Linked DNA regions of Homo sapiens: all the other regions are linked to region 3. A link is a loop called in an ENCODE intact Hi-C map of the cell type or tissue named here. Cell type or tissue: ascending aorta. All regions are shown on one strand. Each heading gives the region's core, and the rest is flanking DNA. Links, peaks and the distances in the headings are about the cores only.

What was found. Hi-C counts contacts between places; a loop is a spot of excess contacts. Peaks named below come from ENCODE experiments on the same cell type or tissue, not always from the same donor. Only the 100,000 strongest peaks of a DNase experiment are listed, where the experiment ranks them.
Region 1: it touches region 3 in a loop (2.6-fold over the local background); 4 of 110 quality-filtered maps call a loop at or near these places.
Region 2: a loop joins it to region 3, with 2.9 times the contacts of the local background. A loop is called at or near these places in 2 of 110 quality-filtered maps.

What each region holds. Positions count from the first base shown.
Region 1 is chr14:104,678,671-104,686,371 of GRCh38, reverse strand. It overlaps a transcript of INF2 not described here. Among named protein-coding and RNA genes, the nearest start is that of MIR4710, 4.8 kb to the right of the region's middle. RefSeq lists enhancers at 4,648-4,937, 5,298-5,347, 4,992-5,548. In ascending aorta, for the core only: a CTCF peak has its summit at 4,828; DNase peaks (open chromatin) are centred at 4,471, 5,011, 5,281, 5,711 and 3 weaker places; H3K4me3 peaks cover 3,055 bases; H3K27ac peaks cover 4,800 bases.
Region 2 is chr14:104,734,516-104,739,515 of GRCh38, reverse strand. ADSS1 (adenylosuccinate synthase 1) reads right to left here. Exons shown (of 13, transcript NM_152328.5): 2 at 4,394-4,496; 3 at 1,078-1,140; 4 at 138-188. It overlaps LOC124903396 (a long non-coding RNA gene), which reads left to right and starts at 2,002. Exons shown (of 3, transcript XR_007064365.1): 1 at 2,002-2,238; 2 at 2,901-2,991; 3 at 4,375-4,948. In ascending aorta, for the core only: no CTCF peak of the experiment used is centred there; a DNase peak (open chromatin) is centred at 3,075; H3K4me3 peaks cover 761 bases; H3K27ac peaks cover 5,000 bases.
Region 3 is chr14:105,476,782-105,484,713 of GRCh38, reverse strand. CRIP2 (cysteine rich protein 2) reads right to left here. Exons shown (of 8, transcript NM_001312.4): 2 at 6,354-6,448; 3 at 6,207-6,264; 4 at 5,843-5,983; 5 at 5,667-5,735; 6 at 5,495-5,589; 7 at 5,221-5,278; 8 at 4,552-5,128. The coding sequence ends at 5,061. Among named protein-coding and RNA genes, the nearest start is that of CRIP2, 5.9 kb to the right of the region's middle. RefSeq lists enhancers at 2,298-2,617, 3,398-3,507, 3,176-3,897 and a silencer at 3,638-3,787. In ascending aorta, for the core only: a CTCF peak has its summit at 3,684 (motif pointing left); DNase peaks (open chromatin) are centred at 2,633, 3,233 and 3,693; H3K4me3 peaks cover 2,718 bases; H3K27ac peaks cover 4,310 bases.

The DNA.
Region 1 (7,701 bases), core at 2,702-7,701, 800 kb after region 3:
TTATCCATACACCTACCCATCCACCTATTCACCCTTAATCCACTCATCCACCCATCCACCCACCTACCCACCCATTCATCCACCTACCCTTATCCATCCATCTGCCCATCCATTCATCTATCCACCCACCCACCTATCCACTCACACATCCATCCACCTACCCATCCACCCATCCACCTACCCACCTATCATCTACTCATCCATCCATCTGCCCATCCCTTCATCCATCTACCCATCCACCTACCCATCATCCACTCATCCACCCATCTAACCACCTACCCACCGACTGATCCACCCACCCTCATCCATCCATCTGCCCATCTATTTGTCCATCCACCCACCCACCTACCCACCCACCTATCCACCCACCTACCCATCCATCCATCCACCTACCCACCCATCATCCACTCATGCACCCATCCCCCCACTTACCCACCCATTTGCCACTCACCCACCCACCCTCATCCATTCATCTGCCCATTCATTCATCCATCCACCCACCCATCCATCCATCCACCCACCATCCACTTACCCATCGGCCTACCCACCCATCATCCACTCATCCACCCATCCACCCACCTACTCACCCATTCATCCACCCATGCACCCACCCTTATCCATCCATCTGCCCATCCATTCATCCATCCACCCACCCACCTATCCACCAACACATCCATCCACCTACTCATCCACCCATCCACCTACCCAGCCATCATCCACTCATCCACCCATCCCCCCACCTACCCACCCATTCATCCACCCATCCACCCACCCACCCACCCTTTCATCCACCCATCCACCCACTCACCCTTCCAGCTGTGGCACCTTGGGCAGCTGTTCTGCTCTATGCTTGCTGACAAGGACACGACCGCCCCCAGTCACCTCCAGCCAGGTCCTTCCTCCAACATCCCTGCCCCTCCCTTGGCTTTTTGCTCTGTAGCTGGCAGCTTTGCCTGCTGGGGCTTCAGCAGCCCCTTGTGGAGCCTCTCAGCATTTTGCAAGCTTCTCTTGCATTTCTCAGTTCAAACTCCAAGAGCACCTGAGTCAGCCTGTCTGTGTCTGGCTGCAGGAGGTAGACATTGGTCAGGGCTTATCCCTGGTCTGAGGAGGGAAGGCAAGAGCTGGGACCAGGCTGCTGCTCTTAGAAGGGACGGTGGGTGGGGCAGTCAGTCAGGGGCTTGTGTCAGGCAGGAAGCTCTGTCCTCTTCATTTGAATATTGCACACACATACAGTAGAATCTCATTATTTACAGATTCTGTACTTGCAAATTTGCCTACTCGCTAAAATGTATTTGTAAACCTAAAACCAGTACTTGCTTAAGAACAGTCTGCATCTCTTGAAAATGAGATAAAATAAGATCAATACTTGCTTTTGAGATGATGTGTCCTATGGAGAAAATACATGTGTTGGACAGGCTCTGTACAGGCATGAGTTGTAGTGCTCTTGGCCGGGAGTTTAGTGACATATATTAACAGAAACACATAAATAACTCTATTGTGTACTGATTGGTTGCTGAAAAGGCTGGAGCAGAGGCTCGTAGGAACCTGGCCCTCTATTTCCCTTAGGAGCAGAGGTTCGGCATTCACTCTGTCAAGTGTTTGCAGCCATATCATGGAACACAGGACTCGCTGTCACAGATCGAGCTGCTGCATGGCATGCGTGAGGTGCCCAGAGCTTGGGTCTACCACACCAAGAGTTTTTACATTCATAGAAACCCACGTAACTACCACCACCCATAGCAAACTCTGCAACACCTCCAGGGCCCAGAAAGTTCCATTGCATAGCCCCCTCCGTGGGCACCTGCCAAAGCTAACTGCTTTTCTCCTCTCTGCCACCATAGAGCCGTCATTCTAGGATTGCGTGTAAATGTCAACCTTTGTGTCTGGCTTCTTTCGCTCCACAGTCTCTGAGACTCATCCACGCGGTGGTGTGCATCGTTCACTCATGTTTCTTGATTTCTATGAAATATTTCGTTGCACAAACCTATCCGCTGAAAGCTGAGGTGCAGAGGCCGGGTGCTGGCAGAGCTGGTGGGCCTCCTTCGGGCACCTCACTGAGCAGGCTAAGCCAGTGCTGGCCCTCGGGAGACGCAGTCCACCTCCCTGCTGACCTCCAGTGAGCCCTCGAGCTGTCCCTCCCCAGCCTCCTTCTCGGTTGCCTCAGTTGTCTGGTGGGAGTCCAGATGGGATGCGTGCTGTTTCCCGTGGCGGCACGCAGGTTACTTGCATGATGGGGAGAGCCGCTCAGCTTTGAACTGTCTTATGTCGGGGGTCCGTGCCATCTTTTGCTTAAAGAAGGGGTTCTCCACCTAACGAGGTGAGAAGACACTGGGCCTTGCAACCCTGGTGTTGGGAATTTGAGGAGCTGGAGGGAGCACCAGATGGGCTCCCTGGAGGTGCTCCTTTGAGAGCAGGGAAGTGCCTGAGACCCACCCGCACCCCAACCCATAGTCTGCCTGCGTGTAGCTGTGTTCTGACTTGCTCTGCTTCTGGCCTTGAACCCTGCAGACTCAGAAGAGGCAGGGGTGGGGCGGCAGAGAAGGGGAGAGGGGGAGAGGGCTCAGGGCAGGCCCTGTAGGCTGATGAATTGGATCTTGCCTGATGATCTTGGAGGGAAGGAAATAAAGTCTAGAATGTCTTGCAGGTGATTTTTGGCCACTGGACTGTGTTTTGAAGAGATGTAGTGCCAAGACTTTGTAGGTCTCCAAAGTCTCCGGAGGTAATTTGTGTGTGTGTGTGTGTGTCTGTGTGTGTGTGGTGGGGAGGGGGGCGGGTTTCAGAAGTATTTATGAATGGAATGGTGACTGGAATGAGGACACCACTGCGACTGTCTGCCCTCCCCTGCGGGCCTTCTCCCTTCTCCTTCACTCTCCCCTCTACCCTCCCATCTTTCCCTGAACACCTCCCTCCCTGCCCCACGGCTCCAGGGCCTTCAGGTGTGCTGGTCACTGATGCCAGCCTTCTGCTTTGACACCCCTGGTGGGGGACCCAGGCACCCAGGGGAGCTAGGCTCTTGGAGTGGACGGTGGGAGGCAGGGAGTGGCAGCCCCAGGCTGAGGCACGTAGGAGGATGCATGCTTGGGATTTATTCTGGAAGGGTCACCAGGAAGCCACGGAGGGGTCACTCTACAAACCAGTCTGTGCTGCCTCCCCAGGGCCCCTCCTCCCCTCCACCCCTCCCCTCCCCCATTGCAGCCACCCGCAGACCCCTCCCCCAGGTCTCTGTGTCTTTGAGGACCTTTGCTGCTCCTTGGGTTTTCAACATTAACACTTAGTTTATTAAGGTAGCAGTGGCTCACGCCTGTAATCCCAGCACTTTGGGAGGCTCGGGAGGGTGGACCGCTTGAGCTCAGAGCCAGAGGAGCCTGGCTCCCCTTCCAACCCTGAGTGCCGTATAGCCGTGTTACTCTGAGCTATCCCAGGCACACCCAACATTGCGGAGGCCCCAGCCACTAGCGCAGGCTGCATGCACAGAAGACCCCTCAGTTCAACCCAGACGTGATAATCCTAGGGTTGGCTGACTTTCTTCCATCCTGGAGGCTAGACTTGTCCGGGGGGGACGTGAGGATTTTAGGAGTGGCCACTGCTGGGGTGGCCCTTCCCCTAGGTGAGGGCTTGGTTTCACGGTGAGCATTCCTGAGTTAGGGTAAATAATTCCCCAGTTCTTACAGAACCTCCTAGTTTCACTGCTAGCTTGGAAGTATATCAGACTCTTTCTTCCCACCTGGATGGGACCTGCAGCCAGGTTATGGCTGGATTCTGGCCTGCGTTCTCCCCTCACCTGGCCTGCAGGCCAGGCAGCCCGCTCTGCCTTCCCCACGCCTCCAGGGGTGCTGCCCATCCCAAAGGCCGGATGGCTGTCCCTGCTCCCTGCCGCCCTCCCGCCTCCTGGCCCTGCCCCGCGCCCCACTGCAGGCAGCTGCCTGCTCATCTGGGGCACCTTATCTGCCAGTCTTGGCTTTGCTTAGCCCCAGGCACTATGCTTTTTTCATGGAAAGGAATCCATTTGCTCCTGAGCTCTTCCAGGGTGGGAGGTGACAGATTCCAGAGGAGGGGTGGGAAGGCCAGCACTTCCCCGCTAAAGCCCCTTGGGCAAGGCTCTGACCCAGCCCCTAGGCCCTCCCTGTCCCTCCCCACACTGCTGCCTCCTGCCTGCATCTTCCTGAGCGCCCGGCACAGCGTTCCCTTTCTCCTGTAGAATAGCAGGGAGACTTACGGGTTAAAAATAACCCCAAACCCCAAACCCCTATCTGACTCCACATACACTGGCTGTGCCAATTCCTCGCCAGGCACTGGGGTCTTTCCCATGCCGCCGCACAGGCTGCTGGCTCTTCTGGGACCCCCACCCCAGGGAACTCCTCCAGGCCCTCCTCCCCTCCCTGGAGACTCCCAGCCCCTCCCACTTCCCGCCTTGGGAGAGTGACAGCTCCCCTCCTTCCCACAGCGCCTCAGCCTGGAATCTCCACTTGCATCCGGTTTCCTGCCTGGCTCCCTGCCTGGCTCCCCAGTTAGACTTCAACGTCCAGGCCGGGTGTGGCCAGGGGTCAGCCATGCTCAGCAACCAAGGGGATGTCATGGGCTCCAGCCCCCATCCTCACCTGCCCCGCCCACCCTGCCTCTCCAGTGAGTGAACCCCAGGCTGTCCCGGCTCTGCACCAGCGTGCTGCCCTCCGGGACCTCAGGGGCCTGTGCCTCCTGCACTCAGATGCTTGCAGCCACCTCTCCGCCCCCGTGTCTGCTCTGCTTTCTCGGCTACCCCAGCTTGGCCTTGTCGTTCCTGATCTCTTACCTTGGCCATATTTTCCAATTGAAGTGGAAATCCAGTGCTAATTTCATAAGACGTGGAGTTTGCTGAGAGGGGGCGCTGGTGCCCGTGTGCCGGTAACTAGGGCTTAGCTGAGTGCTTTCTACATCAGGCCTCCTAGACGCTGCCCCAGCTCTGAGAGCCAGATGTGACATAACCAGCTCCGTGTCCAAGGTCCCCAAGGTGAGGGCCAAGCCTGCACGTGGCTTTCTGTGGGTGGCGTCCAGGAGAATGTTCTTTGTTCCTCTTTTCACCTTTCGCTGGCAGTGCTTTATTCAGTGAGCATGGGGCATTGATGAGGCCCCTATTACAGTGGGGCGCTGGGAGGGCCCTTCCCTACCCCTGCTTTTTGGGGTCCTTACTCCTCGCCCGCCCCATTTCCTCCTGCATATGCCAGTCTGTGGATCCTTCACAGCCTGGTGCCACCCCCCAGATGGCAGCTCGTGATGTTGACTTCTCTTCCAGGGCCTGGCTCGGGGAGGAGCTGGTGTTTGCTGGGAGAGTGAGTCAGCTGGTAGCTCTGTTTCCTTGGCCTGTGTGGAGTTTCTGTTTAGGAGGCACATGGGTGCTCCACAGTCAGAGTGAGCCCCTCCAGCTGAGACCCCGCCTCACTGCCCACCGCGCCCCACCATCTCTGGCTTCTCTTCCCTGGGCTGGTGTTAGTCCAGCCCCACCCACCCTGATGGCAGGCCTCCTCTGTGTGCACGCGTGTGCGTGTGTGTGTGCATGTGAATTTTCCCGGGGAGGTGGCTCCCGGGCTCCTGAGCGCTGATGAGCCTGGTTCGGTTCCAGCCAGGGGTCCCCACAAGCCCAGCTAGCAGAGCTCGGGGCTGTCTGGGGATCCCTTATGCTGGCAGAGGGTTGGCTGCATCCTTATCCGATGCTGCTGACTCAAGGCCTGAGTCATCGCCAACCTCCCTCTGACGGTGGCTGGGCTGGGTGGGCTGGGCAGGTTGGGCATTGCGGGTGCACGGGCCCTGAGGGGTGGGAGCTGTCGGACCACCGCCCTGCCCCGGGCAGCAGGGAGCCCTGCGTGGACTGCATTACAGAGCACAGGCCTGGCCTGGCCTACCTGGAGGGACTCCCCAGAGGTCAGGAGTGGCCCTGTGAACAGCGCAGTCCCGTGGTACAGTGGGAGGGTGCTGTGGCTGGGCCGGTCTGGGTCCTGGCTCTGCTGCCTGCTGAGATAGGGGTGGTGATAACAGTCCCACCTCCTAGGGCTGCTGGACGGGAGGTGTGTGTGAAGCCCCCAAGTCGGGCCAAGCTACCATCAATAAAAAATGACCCAGATGCCAAGGCATGGGTGGAGGCAGCAGCCTGGTCAATGGCCTGGCCAAAGTCCAGGGTAGGGGACACAGGGCCACTTCAGCTGTGTGCAGGGAAGGCTCCTCTGCACACACTGAGGTGGGAGGGGTGAGAGTCAGAAGACGGAGGGGGGGTTTGTTCCACAAGCACGGAAAGGTGACGGAGGCTTTGAGTGCAGCTCGGGGACCCTGATTTATGGGATTGGATTGGAGGGTCCCCCTTGGTGAGGGGCAGAGGATGGTAGGGCCAGGTGGAGGGGGTGAGCTGGGGCAGAGCCGGTGGGGTCTGCCGAATGGTAAGGGGATGTGTGAGCGTGAACCTGAGAGAGTGCATATGTTTGGGCAGAGGCCGAGGAATCAGCATTCACACTTTGCAGAGGGCAGAGGTAATTTACAAATGACTGGGGACCCTCAGGGATCCGTCTTGACCCTGTGTTGCCTTCCTCTGGGGCCTCAGTCCCCTGTTCAGCCCAAGATCCCCTAGAGAAGAGCCAGGACATCTGGGGTCACCCAGGAGCAGCCTGGTCCCCTGCAGTCCTTTCTGGGGCCTGGAGCTGACACTACGGCAGCCACAGAGTTGTGCTGGCCCCGGAATCCTGGGAGCCCTGTTTGCCTCTGTCCCTGTCGGGCAGCCCAGCTGGAGGTTCATCCCCATCCATGTGGTGTGGGCTGGGTGCCCTGCCCCAGCGCTGGGCCTGATGAATGCCTAGGGAGGGCAGCTGGGCTGGGCCCACCCTCAGCCACTTCGCCCGGCAGTGCCATCACCCTGCTTACAGATGGACAGGCCCAGGGCCCGGGGCTTGCTTGGGCCCACAGAGTGGCTGCTGCGGCTGGGGCTGGGCCCATGCCTCCCTGACCTGGCTCCAGCCAGCTCCTGGCATTCCCTTCCCCCTCCCTCCCCCAGGATGCCCAGCCTTCCCAGCGGGCCGGCTGGGGAATCTCATTACTCCCAACCTACAGATGCAGAAACTGAGGCTGCAAGAGGGGAGTGGCTGGCAGCCAGGAGAATGGGAAGGCACCCGGTGGCAAGGTCGGAGTCTGCCCAGCTGGGTGGGGATGAGGCCTCTCTGCAGAGCTGTCGGGAGTCCTGGGGGAGAGTAGAGGGGCCACTGCCAGCAAACGGAGGGTGAGCTGGGGCTGGGACCCACCCGGACCTTTGAGCACTGGTGTCCCTGGCCAGGTCACCCTCAGGGCCTCCTGGCAGGAAGCCTCTCACCTGGGCTGGCCCGTTGGTCCTGGGCACCTGCTCAGGCCCCACAGGAGCGGCTTCCCATGTCAGGGCGGGAGGCTTCAGCTGGGGTCTGGGGTCTCTTGACCACCCCAGCTCTGCCACATGGAGTGAAGGGACTTGACCCCTTTGAGCCTCAGTTTCTGCAGCTGTACCTAGGGCTATGGGGAGGGGGACAGAAGTGGGAGGAAGGGGTGGGGGCGCTGGCAGGTCTTGTTTTGTGGGTTGGGAAGGGGACTCTCAGGAGAGCCCAGTTGCTGAGACGGTGTGCGTGTGCACGAGTGTGTGCCCACATCCCGAGGCACGGCTCCCTGATTACGGCCAGGCAGGAGTGGGGAGCCCACCCCAGCTGGCCACCCCCAGGG
Region 2 (5,000 bases), core at 1-5,000, 740 kb after region 3:
TGTACAAGCTAATGGAGCCATGTGGAGCAAGAAGGCCTTGGGGACTTCCCTGATCTCGGTGGCCATGTAGGAGCAGGGCCGGCTGGCAATGGTGGGGGCAGGAGGGGCTGTTCCCTGTACTCCAGTGGGAAACGTACCAAGGTGGGCTCTGTCAGAGATGATGAGCCTCTTCTCCCAGTCCTTCAGGCCTGCGGGGACACGGCACACAGGTGGGTCAGTGTTCACAGGTGCGCTGCAGCTCACACGTGAGGGGCCAGAGCTGGGCTAGCTCGCCCGGCTCCCATCCAGGTAAGGCATGCAGGGAGGAGGCTGACAGGGCCACCTCTGTTGCGCAGCAAGCGGCAGACCCGCCCCTCGTTGTCTCCTCCCCAGCTGAGACTCCCGGACCCTCACTCCACCCCGCCGCCAGGATGCCCACTCTCGTGCCTGCAGGCTTCGCCCACTCCAGGCTGGGAAGCCAGAGCTGGTGTGAGTGCCCGGCTTTCCTCCCTAGCTGCTGCCACTCTGAAGGTGACCTGCCCCCTCAGGGCCTCAGTCTGGGTACCCCCTGGTGCCCATGTCCCCAGAATCACATTCTTGCTCTTTTCACACCCGTCCCGCCCTTGAGCCTGAGGCTGCAGCTCAGCGTCCTCCCAGACCCACTCAGGCTGCCGTCCGTCCCTGCCCACACTAGGTCTGACTTGCCCACACCCCCAGCTGGTGGGTCTGGCCTCTGCGTGCCTGGCCAGATGCTCCGCAGAGCCCCCAGGAGCCACATCCTTCCCTGCAGGCATAGTTAGGCCAGCAGTCCCCACTTCCCACTGGGTGTCTGGTCCAGGTCCCTGGCTCCTTCCTGGACTTCCCAGGTGCTACCTGGCCCCGTGATGCTGAGGCCACCAGCATCTGAGGCCTCTGGGTTGCCCAGCTCACTCGCTTTCTGCGCGGGTAGAGCCGGCGGGTGATGAGCTGGGCCAGCTATGTTGGGAACCCACCCCTGCCAGTCCCCTCCGTGGGAGAAACCCTCAGGAAGGCTCCAGCCAACAACCGCTCAGGGCACCGCGTCTGGGACAGGGCAAGTCTGCAGGAGCTTGGACCTACCTTTCTTTTCATTCTTCTCTGCTTCCTCAAACAAGCCTGGCAAGTGGATGACCACCCCGTTGCCTGCATGAGAGACAGAGGCATGAGAGACAGAGTTGTGTCCCAGACACTGGAAAACATACATTAAGAACAGCATGAAATGGGTGGGTGCGGTGGCTCATGCCTGTAATCCTAGCACTTTGGGAGGCTGAGGCAGGAGGATCACTTGAGGTCAGGAGTTCGAAACCAGCCTGGCCCACATGGTGAAACCCCATCTCTAGTAAAAATACAAAAAATTATCTTGGCATGGTGGCGCATGCCTGTAATCTCAGCTACTCGGGAGGCTGAGGCAGGAGAATCGCTTGAACCTGGGAGGCGGAGGTTGCAGTGAGCTGAGATCCTGCCACTGCACTCTGGGTGACAGAGCGAGACTCCGTCTCAAAAAACAAACAAGCAAACAAACAACAACAAAAAACAACCCAGCATGAAATGGGCACACCTATGTTCATAGCAGCATTATTCAGAGTAGCCAAGAGCTGTCCATTGACAGATGAATGGGTAAGCAGAACACGGTCTACCCATACGATGGAAGAGTATTCAGCCTTAAAAAAGGAAGGAAATTCTGACACAGGCCTCGAAGACATTATGCTGAGTGAAATAAGGCAGTTACAAACGGACACAAACAGGATGATTCCGCTTATATGAAGTCCCTGGAAAAGTGAAATTCATAGAGATAGAAAGTAGAATGGGAGGCGCCAGGGGCTGGGAGAGGGAGACTGGGGAGTTATTTGATATTTCAGCATTTCAGTGTGTGAAGATAAGAAAGTTCTGGAGGTGGATGGTGGTGATGGATGCAAAACACATTCCTCGGTATTTAAGGAGCTGGAAATTGATGTCCCTGCAGAAACCTGCGCGTAGATGTGCAGCTCTATTCATAATCGCCGAAACTCGGCAGCAGTCAAGAGGCCCATCAGTAAACAAAAGGAGAAATCAACTGTGGTCCATCCAGACAGTGGAGTATTATTCAACACTGAAAAGAAATGAGCTTTCAAGCCATGAAAAGACATAGAGGAAAGTTAAATGCATGTTACTGAGTGAAAGAAGCCAATCCGAAAAGGCGACATACTGTACAATTCCAACTCTGAGATTCTGGAAAAGGCAAAACTGAGGAGACAGCATAAGGTGAGTGGCTGCCGAGGGTTGAGGGGGGAGAGATGAATGAAATGGGTGGAGCTCGGGGGTTTTAGGACAGTAAAAAATTCTGTACGATACTATAGTGGCAGATACACAGCATACGTTTGTCCAGACTGGTAGAATGTACAGCACCAAGTGTGAACCCAGAGGTGACTATGTACTCTGGGTGATCATGACCTGTCAGTGTAGGTTCATCGATTGTCACAAATGCACCGCTCTGGTGGGGCATGGTGGCTCATGCCTATAATCCCAACATTTTGTGATGCTGAGGCAGGAGGATTGCCTGAGGCCAGGAGTTGGAGGCCAGCCTGGGTAACACAGCAAGACTCCATTTCTAAAAAAAAAAAAATGCATATATATATATATATATATATATATATATATCAGCTAGGTGCGGTGGCATAAGCCTGTAGTCCTGGCTACTTGGGAGACAGAGGCAGGGGGATCCCCTGGGCCCAGTAGGTTGAGGCTGCAGTGAGCCAGGACTGTGCCATTGCATTCCAGCCTGAGTGACACAGCCAGACCCTGTCTCAAAATAAACAAAAAACAAAAAAACACAAATACACTCCTGAGCTCTAAACCCCTTGCTTGAAGATGAAGCCTTCAGAAACCCCTGCTGCCTCCCCAAGGAACCCCTTTCCCTTTGCCAGTTCCCGCTGAGGCTGGCCATGGCACAGGCTCAGCTGAGGGAGACGGGACTTCAGTCCAGACGAGAGTGACCCGGAGACGACGCAAGCCATGGTGAGCACAAAAGGTCACCCAAATGCCACGGCATCCTGAAATAAACACGCGGCAGAGGCCCGGAGTGTTGCAAGCTCAGGGTGTCTGTGTGAGCCCTGGCACGTCCTGCCGCTTGCTAAGCGGTGCCTCTTTGGCCTTGTTTCCTGCCATGTGGGGCCCAGGGCTGGGCAGGACGAGGCTGGCGGCTGGAGAAGGGCTTCCTGCAGCACAACCCGGAGCGGCCAGCCAGCGCTACTGCCCAGTCTGCCAGGGCTAGGGGCTCCTGCGACATGGCGGGCAGGCCACCTCACTGCTTAGGGCCTCCCTGCTGTGAACTAGGGACCGCCCCCACACTGTCCTGGCCCCACTGCTGGGAGGGCCAGGGACTGGGTCTGCACCCCAGGGGATGGTCTTGGGTGAGTCACTCCAGCTCAGCCCCTGACCACACATGGCCCCTGCGGCAGCCACCTCCGCGCTATCTTCCTCCCTCTGCTCACATTGAATGGGTCCAGGCCCATGCATCTGCTGGGCACACACCTGAGGCGCCTGACCCCCACTTCCTGACGGGCTGGGAAGGGGTCAGATACATCACAAGGATGGCCTTGCTGAAGTCTGGAAACAGCTGGAAGGGAAAGTACAAGAAGGGGCCTGGCTGGCTTGGCCACTGGGATCAGGAAAAGCTTCTCTGAGCAAGGGGGTTTTGGGCTAAGAGCTGAGGCCAGGGTGCACAGAGCAGGCTTCTGACCGAGAGAAGGAGGGAAAGAGCCACGGAACCCTGGGGACAGAGGTGGCTCGCCTCTTGGAGCACTGAGTGGTCACAGGTGGCTGCAGGGGAGGAGCTGTGTCCGGACCCAGGAGGGGGCAGGCGATGTGGAAGGAGGTCCCTCTGCAGCACGGACTGGGAAGGGGCTGGAACCAGGCCTGCCACGTGGCCACAGCAGCCCAGGCAAGAGGACGGCCACATGGCTCGGCAGGGCCGGGGAGGGCACGGCCTTGTCCACACAGCCTGGTCGCCACGCAGCGAGAAGCCAGGCCTGTCGCAAGCACATACTCACTCACAGGTATGCACATGGAGTCACGGGCACATGGGCGTGTGGTCTCCATGCCCACACAGGAAGTATGTGCATGTGAGGGATCAGGGATCAGGGATCAGGGATCAGGCACTCCCGCTCCTGCGCGGTGGATGTGACTCTGCCCCTCCTCCCATCAGCCCTGTGTCCTCTCAGCTGCGTTCCCAGCCCAGGCCCGGGCTATGCAGGTTTCTGTGCACCAGTGCCTGGTGGGGCAGGTGGAGGCTGGGGTCCAGCCTACTGCTAGAGCAGTCATCACCAGGCTCTGGTGCCCCGTGCCCCCATGCGTGGGGCTCCTGGGCTGGCTGACACCCCCTTTCCTGCTCACACACAGGTCGGGGCAGGGCACTCACCAATGAAGGACACGGCCTTGGTGTTGATGATGCCGCTGGGCAGCAGGTGGAAGTCGTACTCTTTCCCATCCACCACCACCGTGTGGCCGGCGTTGTTGCCCCCCTGGAACAGAAACCCGGCTGAGCTGAAGGCACTTGGGTACTGAGGACCCCCCGGACATGGACTGACCCACATGGGGCTTCGTCTGTCCCTGCAGGGCACTGCTGTTGGATTTTGGGGTGTCTGGTTTGGTGGCCAGCTCTGATGCGTCTGTGCGGGACTGGGATGTGGGCATCCTGCACCTTGGAAGGAGGGCAGCAGTTTGGTCAGGGGCCTGGGTCGGGGAGGGTCTGGCCCAGGCTGGTGCCAACACCTCCAGGTGGCTTGGTGCAGGTCTCTGCAGCTGCGGGCCCCGCTCTGGAGCTCGCTCCTCTCATGCAGGAATGAGGAGGCCTAACCCTCCCACAGAACATGAATTCAGCACCCCCACGGCCAAACCTGCCCTCACCCACTTTAGCAGAAACCCTTCCCTTTGGGCAGGCACCTCCCGTCTAAGAATGAAAAAGAAAAAGCCATTCTGAGCCAGCCCTGTTCTGGGAAACACCCAGCCACAGGCTCCCCTCTCTG
Region 3 (7,932 bases), core at 1,310-6,309:
ACACTCACAGATACACACAGACACATGCACAGATACACACGCACACCCTCACTGACACAGACATAACACAGAGACACACACACAGTCACATACACACGATCCCTGGAACCCTTCCTAAACTTCAGCCACAGACTGACATGCCCCTCAGACCCCCTTTCTCCTGTGCTCCCCATCTACCCTGTGCTCTGGGGGTGGGGACCCCTCATCAGCTGCAGGACCCCAGCTTCCAGCTCCTTTCTCCACCCACACTCCGTGTTCAGGCCATCCCACCCCCAACGCCCACCTCCATCTGAGCAGGTCAGGGTCCTGCCGGCTTCCGGGACACACTGCCCCCGACCAGCCCCAGCCCAGTCACTAGGCCTCAGGCTTTGTCAGCTCTCACCTGGCCGGGGATGCACCTAGGACAGGGCACTGACCTCGTCCATGGGGCCAGCCTGACTCAGGCCCACTGGGCTGGCTGGAAACCCCAGCCCCTGTACCTCTCAGCCCACTCTGCAGGGTGCTGGTGGCATTTGTTTCAGGAACAAACAGAGGACAGAGTGGTCGGGGCAGGGACTCGGAGCTCCGCAGCTGCTCGCCCCAGGCTGCCTCTATGCCCAGAACATTCCACCCTGCACCTGGACAGCAAGAGGGCCCTAGACCCGGGGGTGGCGGGGGCTGCTGCAGTGTTCCGGGTGCATCTTGGAGGCCGCCTCTGTCTGCTCAGCCCGCCCTCTGCACACATCCCTGCGCCCTGGCCTGCTCCTGCTGGCCCTCTGGCTGAAGCCCACAGGGGCTGGGGTGCGGCAGCCTGCAGCCAGGCCTGGGCTCCAGGAACCAGGGTAACCCAGGAGGCAGGGCTGGGCCCCACTGTCCCTGAGGAATCCCACCGTCCACCCCTCTAGGAACATTTTGCTCCTCTGGGCCCACAGCCCCTTCCTCTGCAGACTCAGCTTGGGGACTTGCCTTGAGATGCCCCTCCTTGTCCTTGGAGCCCTCCCCACCACCTCCCCTTGCCCCATGCCCAGGCTGAGAGTGTGGGCAGGTGTGAGGTGCCCTCCCGGGGCTGCAGGCCAGCCAGGCCTGTCCTGGATGCTCTGCAACCAGGTGCCCTGCACTGCCAACATGCATGCCAGGACAGCGCGGAGCCGGCCACGCCCAGCTCAGGCCTCCCCAGGGCCCACCTCCCTGCCCCTCCCTCTCGGCCCAGCTGAGTCTCAGACACTCCCAAGTTCCCAGGGTCTATTTTCAGCTGCTTGTCTCCCGGGACCCCCTGTCTGGCCTGTGGTCTGGCCCCGGTTGGCCGTGCTGGGCTCAGTGGCCATTCCTGCCCTGGGCAGACCTGGCATGGGGCTGGCATGGGACAGGCTTACCAGACAGGCACCTCCTGTCCTCCAGGCCTCACCTCCAGCCCCGAGCAGGTGGGAAGGCTGCGCAGTTCCTCCTCTCCCAGAGCAGACGTGGCAAGGTGTGGAAAGAGGGAAGAAGGGGGCTCCCTCAGCCAGCCCTGCCCCCAGCGGGGCTGCACCCCTGCCTGGCTTCCACAGACTGGCCAGATGGGGTGCCCCTGACCTCCCTCCCCTCTCTTGAGGCTGGGCCTAGTACCCAGCATCCTACAGCCATAGCCCAGGAATTCCAGAGGCTGGAATTCCAGCCTCCCCGCCTGGCAGCTGGACCCCACATCCCCACCGGAAGCCCATCAGGCGCTGGGAAAAGTGCTGCCCATACCTGGCCGTCCTGGTCCTCCAGCCTGCCCTTGCCTGTGCCCAGCCCTCCACGGTCCAGAGCTAGGGGCCCACGGCACTGGGTGATTTCCTCACATCCACCTCTCAGGCTACCGCCGGCCCCCAATAAGCTGGACCCAGGGCCGGGAGGGAGGTGTGCCCCACCAAGTCCTGTGGAGGGTCAGGGTCAGGGGCGCTAGTCCCAGCTGTGTGGAGTCCGAAGGGGTCCAGGAATTAGGGAAGACCCTGGGAGCAGGGGTACCCAGGGCCGATGCTGCGGTCACTGGCTGGGCAGGGCCTGGAGGAAGGGTGCTGGGGGTCCCGGGCAGGGGCCAGAAGAAGTGGAGACAGGGGTAGCTGCAGGCTGAGCTGGCCCCACAAAGATGCCTGGCTGGGGGCACCAGTGAGGGCCCCACCAGCCCAGGTTGGAGTGGGGGATACCTTGGAGGGACCTGGCCAGGAGACACGGGAAGACTGGACAGTGGGGGTACAGACGGGGAGCGGCACAGCTCGGTTCAACAGAGCGCCGGGGTGTGAGCTTAGCCCCATGGGGCACCAGGGCCTTGTGGATCCCTGGACTTGGTTCCCAGGGGTTCTGAAGGGGAGGGATGGAGCAGATAGCATTTCAGAGCCGCCTCACTGGCCAGGCATAGGTCCAAGTAGAAGAGAGTGAAGGTTGAGGGCAGAGCAGCCCCCAAGGCAGGGACAGAGAAGCAGGCACGCCCAAAGGCAGAAGAGCCCATTCCAGATTCCCCTCCCTTTTAGGGGATATCTGGGTCTGTGGGCACCCAAGGGAGCACCTGGCTGGCAGGCGGCTGGGAGGGCATAGCTTCCTGGAGCTGGAGACACCAAGCGAGCCCTGTTAGTGCCGTGGGCACCCAGCCAACCCCAGCAACACCGCCTAGCGACGCAGTCCAGACAAACAGTAGCAACAACCGCCCCGGTTTCCATGACAATGACTTGGAAACAAACACGGCAGGCAGGCGTCATCCTCAAACCGGCCCCGCAGGAAATGGTCCTGCCCCAGCCAGACCTGGGGTCGGGGGTGCTGCTGTCCCTGGCGGGGTCAGGGGCTGATCTCTGGAGGAGACCCCTTACCCACATCATCCCCGCAACCGACCCTGGAAGGTCTTCTGGCACACAAATCCCCCACCGCCGCCCAGGTTTTAGAGAAGGGCACACCACCCACCACTCTCCTCACGACATAGTTTCCACTGGAGGCTCCCAAGGGAGGGGGGTCCAGCTGAGCCCTCCAGTCCCCCCCCCGCCCCCCGCCCCGCCAAGCTGAAAGCAGGAATTTCCCATGCAACCCTGGGAGCCCGCAGCAAGGGCGGAGACGGGCACTCCGGAAATTCTCAGTTCTCCCGAAACAACCCCCCAACACACACAAGGAAGCCTGGGCCTGGCAGGAGGGGATGAGAAGGGGAACCATCCCAGCCTCTCCTGTGAGCAGGGGTCTGGAACCTGCCTGATCCTCCCCTCTGCCTGGGGTTGGGGACTGGCCGTCCCTTCCGCAACGTCAGGCCCCGGGGGTTTTGGCTGAATTCCAGGTGGGAGGAGACCGCACTGGGTGCCTGGCTGGAGGGCAGCTGTGGTACGGCTGGACCCCGGAGCCAGCCCAGGCCCCGCCAGGACATGGATGGCTGCTCTCGGGACAATGGGCTCAGCATCCAGGCTCAGCTCCGTCTGAGCCCATGGGCTGGAGGGTGGCCAGGCAGGGAGCTGTGCCAACGGCTGGGAGCAGGGAAGAGGCGTAAAGCCCCGGCCACCCTGTAGCACTGGGGACAGGGGCCTGGAGGTGGCCAGGTCTGAGTGCCCCTCACTGAAGGAAGGGCCAAGGCAACTTCGGTGTGGTGCCAGGAGCAGAGGAGCATAAACCAAGGTGGGAAGTCCAGATGGCGCCAGGACAGGGCTCAGCCACTGGGGAAGGTCTCCACGTTTCTGCTCTGTGCTGCCAGAATGGGACAGTGCGCCCTCTAGTGGGCACCCGAGGAGTGGCGCACAGCAAAGGCGGGGCGCGGGGGAGGGGAGAGCTCCTTGGAGCCGCCAGCGCCCCTGGCTGAAAGGGCAGAGCCTGGACCATGAAGACGCCAGGGGCGAGTCGGTCATCACTAAAACCTTCACCAGAACACTTGGGCAGGGATTCTGTCCCTGGGCCACACCCAAGGCAGGCCTGTCCACAAAAGCCTGTCCATCACCCTATGGACAAAAGCTGGAAACAGCCACGCTGAGCCTCTCCAGTCCTTGCTCTGACCAGAGCCCCCAAACCCTCCTGCGCATCCCAGTCCAGTCTGGGGCTGCCAGAGACCTCTGTCCCACCCGACCTTCGCCGGCTTCCCCATTCTCTGCCCAGGACCCCTCCTCTGGTCCCCGGCCCCCTTCCCTCCTCAGCCACACTCTGCTCTCAGGGCGGACCCCTCCTGCGCTTGCCAGGGTCCACACACCCAGGCAGCTCCGGGTTCTCAGGCCTGCTGTTGGTATTTTCAGGGTTCTAGGTTCAACTTTTCTCCAAGGCTCTGTCCTCCATGGACCCCACCCTCACCTGACCCTGGCCAGGACCCTGGCCCCGGAATGCCTCCCACCTTCCTTACCTCCCCACAGCCTGGCGTTCTTACTGCCTCCCCATCTGGGTGGGCACCACCACCCAAACCGGAGACCACGCTCCCCGCCCCCATCCCTCCCTCCTGCTCAGAAACATCCCAGGGCCCCACCTCCCACTATGACCCCCAGGAGAAGAGCCCACCCCCACTAGCAGCCAGGCCCAGGGGTGTTGGCTGGGAGCACGCATGGACCGGAGAAAGGGACCCTGGTCTGGGATTTGCATCCATCCCACAAGCAGAGACAATCCTGCAATCCTCAAACCGTTTATTGACAGCACAAGGCTCAACAGCAGGTGAGCCACGTGAGGGTGGCGAGCGCTTGCGAGGCAGTGTGGGCACCAGGCAGGGGATCCCGGAGGGAAGCCCTCTGCCAGGGACATGGTGAGGGCGTGGCCATCACCCACGAAGGGAGCATAAATAACACTGGCAGGTGGGTGGGCAGCAGGAGAGGGAGAGCGGACAGCGCCACGGGGACACGCAGGGTCGGCGGGAAAATGCTGGGACAGGGTCACACGGGGATTCGGACACGCAGACACAGAAGGGATCATGGGACGCCCAGAGGATGCCAGAGGGGGCAGACACACCAGAGACTCGGGGATGGGCATGGTGCTCTGCCCGTGGCTGCCCCTCCTCCAATACTCGCCCTGGGCTTGCAGGCAGGACTGGGCGGCTGAGCACTCTCCCAGCAGAGCCAAGCAGGGGGGCCCCTGCAGGGTCTGGGGCGCAGGTGAGCCCACATCATGAGAGCCGCTGTAGCCTAGGGCTGGACCTTGCCTTCGGGGTCCCGGTCATAGATGTAGCTGCCCACCGCACCGGTGTTCACTCCTGTGGAGGGAGGCCGCTGGGGTGGGTCGGGGGAACAGTGGAGGGAAGGGGAGGGCAGGGAAGACATCGTGGACCACCCTGGCTACACTCACCCTTGGGTCCGAAGAGGATTCCATAGCAGGGCTTGTGGCAGTAGGGCTGGCCGTCGTGCTGGGGCAGAAGGTGGGTGCTGAGGGAGGAGTCCACAGACTCCCCCGACCCATCACCTGGAGGCTTCCAGAACGTGCAGGCCGGCTCGCCGTGGGGGAGAGGGCAGCGCAGCTCCCAGAAGCACCACCCCCCATCCCCTCTAGGCGCGCCTCTCACCCTCATCCCCCCGACCCCGCGCCCCTGCCCGGCCCCCAAGCCCCGTTGCACTCCCCTCACCTCCGCGTGCCCGCCGGGGGTCAGTGTCTTCCCGCAGCGCTCGCAGCGCAGGCAGGGCCGGTGCCAATCCTTGCCCAGAGACGTCACCTTCTCAGCTGGAAAGGGGGAGGAGTGAGGCCGAGCCCCGGGGCGGGGGCGGGGGCGGGGGTCCGGGGCCCGGGCGCGCACTCACCGAAGTACACCTTCTTGCTGCAGCGCGGGCACGTGTTGGGCTCCCCGGTGAAAGTGGTGACACTGGAGGCTGTGGGGCGCACGAGTCAGGGCGGGGCGGGGCCGGGGGTGCCCACAACCCCCAGCCCCAGCCCGCGCGTGCCCACAACCCCCAGCCCCAGCCCGCGCCCAGCCCACCTCTGCTGGGCCCCTTCGGGGGGCCGCTCGCCTTCCGCTCCTCTGCTCGGGCCGCGGGGACCTCGATGGGGCCGGTGACCTGCGGCCCCTCCGCCAGGGGCTTCTCGTAGATGTAGGAGCCCGCGCCCCCGATGTTCACGCCTGCGGGTGGGGGTACGTGGGGCGGGGGTACGTGGGGTGGGGGCCGCGGCCACCGGGCATCTCAGAAAACGGCCCGCTGGGGACTGGGGGGCACTAGGCTTTCCAGGGTGGCAGGGACTCTGGGCGGGGATCCACGGCGGCCGGGACCCCCAGCCCTCCCCAGCGCCAGCGCCACGCCCCTCCCAGCAGGTCCCAGGGCAGGCCGAGGGCAGCCGGAGCTCACCTTTGGGTCCGAACAGGGTGGCGTAGCACGGCTTGTGGCAGAACGGCTTCCCGTCATGCTGCGCAGAGGGGCGCGGGTCAGGACCCTGCCTGAGGGTGGCGGGAGTCGCGACCCCCGCCCCCGCCCGCGCCGCGCAGTGGGGCTCACCTCGGCGTGGCCCCCGGGCGTCAGCGTCTTGCTGCAGCGCTCGCACTTGAGGCAGAACTTGTGCCAGTCCTTCCCCAGGGAGCTCACCTTCTCGGCTGAGCGGGAGGGGCGGCAGGGGGGTCAGGGCCGGGGCGCGCCCCGCACCCCCTCCGCCCCCACCTGGCAGCCACCACCCCCACGCGCTCCGGGGGTCCCCACTTTCAGGAGGTCTCCCAGGCGCCTTCCTTCCACCTGGCGGGCCCTGCCCCTCCTTCTGAGACCCGGAGGAGCCCGTCGCCCCCAGGCCCTGTTCTCCCTCTGGGTCTCAGCGCCCCCAGCCCTGGAACCCCGCTAGAGCCGCCTTTGAGAAGGGGCCCGGGGCTGCCCTGTTAGTCCCCTCAGTGCCTGCGGTGAAGGGGCCTGTGCTCGAGCCTGCCCGCGCTCCAACACCTGCCCGCGCTCCAACACCTGCCCGCGCTCCAACACCTGCCCGCGCTCCAACACCTGCCCGCGCTCCAACACCTGCCTCCCGGACACCCGCCTCACACCCGCCTCCCCCACACGCCCGCCTCCCCCCACAAATCTGCCTCCTCCCACACACCTTCCTCTCACACACACACCCGCCTCCCCCACACGCCCGCCTCCACACACCCGCTTCCCCCCACACACACCCGCTTCCTCAGACACACACCCGCTTCCCCCCACACACCTGCCTCCCCCCACACATATGCATCTCCCCCACCTGTCATTCCCTCAAACACTTCTCTTACACTCACACACCTGCCTCTGCAGTGCACCTGCTTCAACACATGCTGCTCTCCCTCTCACACCTGCCTCGCACTGACACGCCCCTGATCCCCACCAACTGGGCCCTGATGGGGCTGGCAGCACCCCGCTGCTGAGTCAAAGGTGCAGCCCCAGAACCTCCAGCTCCCTCATGGGAAGGCCAGGCCCCGTCCCCGTGGGTCCTCCAGGCGGGACCCTCATCTGTCTGTGGATTCCTCGTCCTAAACCCTGAGCTCTCCCCCCGCCGTAATGCCCCTGGCTGCCACTGGCATGGAAGATCTGAGGGCAGCTGCTGAGGGTCCGGGACCCTCTGCCACTGCCTCCCACCCCCACACTGGGGCTACTGGACTGCTTCCCAGTGGATGGAAGCAGGGGCCTCCCTAGGGAGCCAGGCAGGAAGAGGTGGGGAGGGGCAGGAAGGGCCCAGCAGAGCCGGAATTCTGAAGGGAAGGGGACAAGCTGCAGGCCCTGGGGGGAGGGAGCATGCAGGCTGGGCCCACCCTGCCCGGCAGAATCTGGCCAAGCCCCTCAGGTGGCCGAGGACCAGTGGCTCTCCCAGCTCCCTTTCTCAGCAAGTGGCCCAGCCCCCTTTGTCTGGCAGATATCGGGGAGGGGCATCTGGCTAGGGCGAAGCCCACTCTGAGAGGCCCAAGGGTGCTGCTCCTGGCAGTGAGATGGGATCCCCCAGGTGGCCTACTAGGTAGAGGGCTGTGAATACTGGCTCTCCGTGGCCCTGGTACAACCCTCTGGGCATGGCCAGGGCCAGCCTCCAGGACACCAGCCCAACCACAAGGCTGCACCAGCTTAGAGCCCT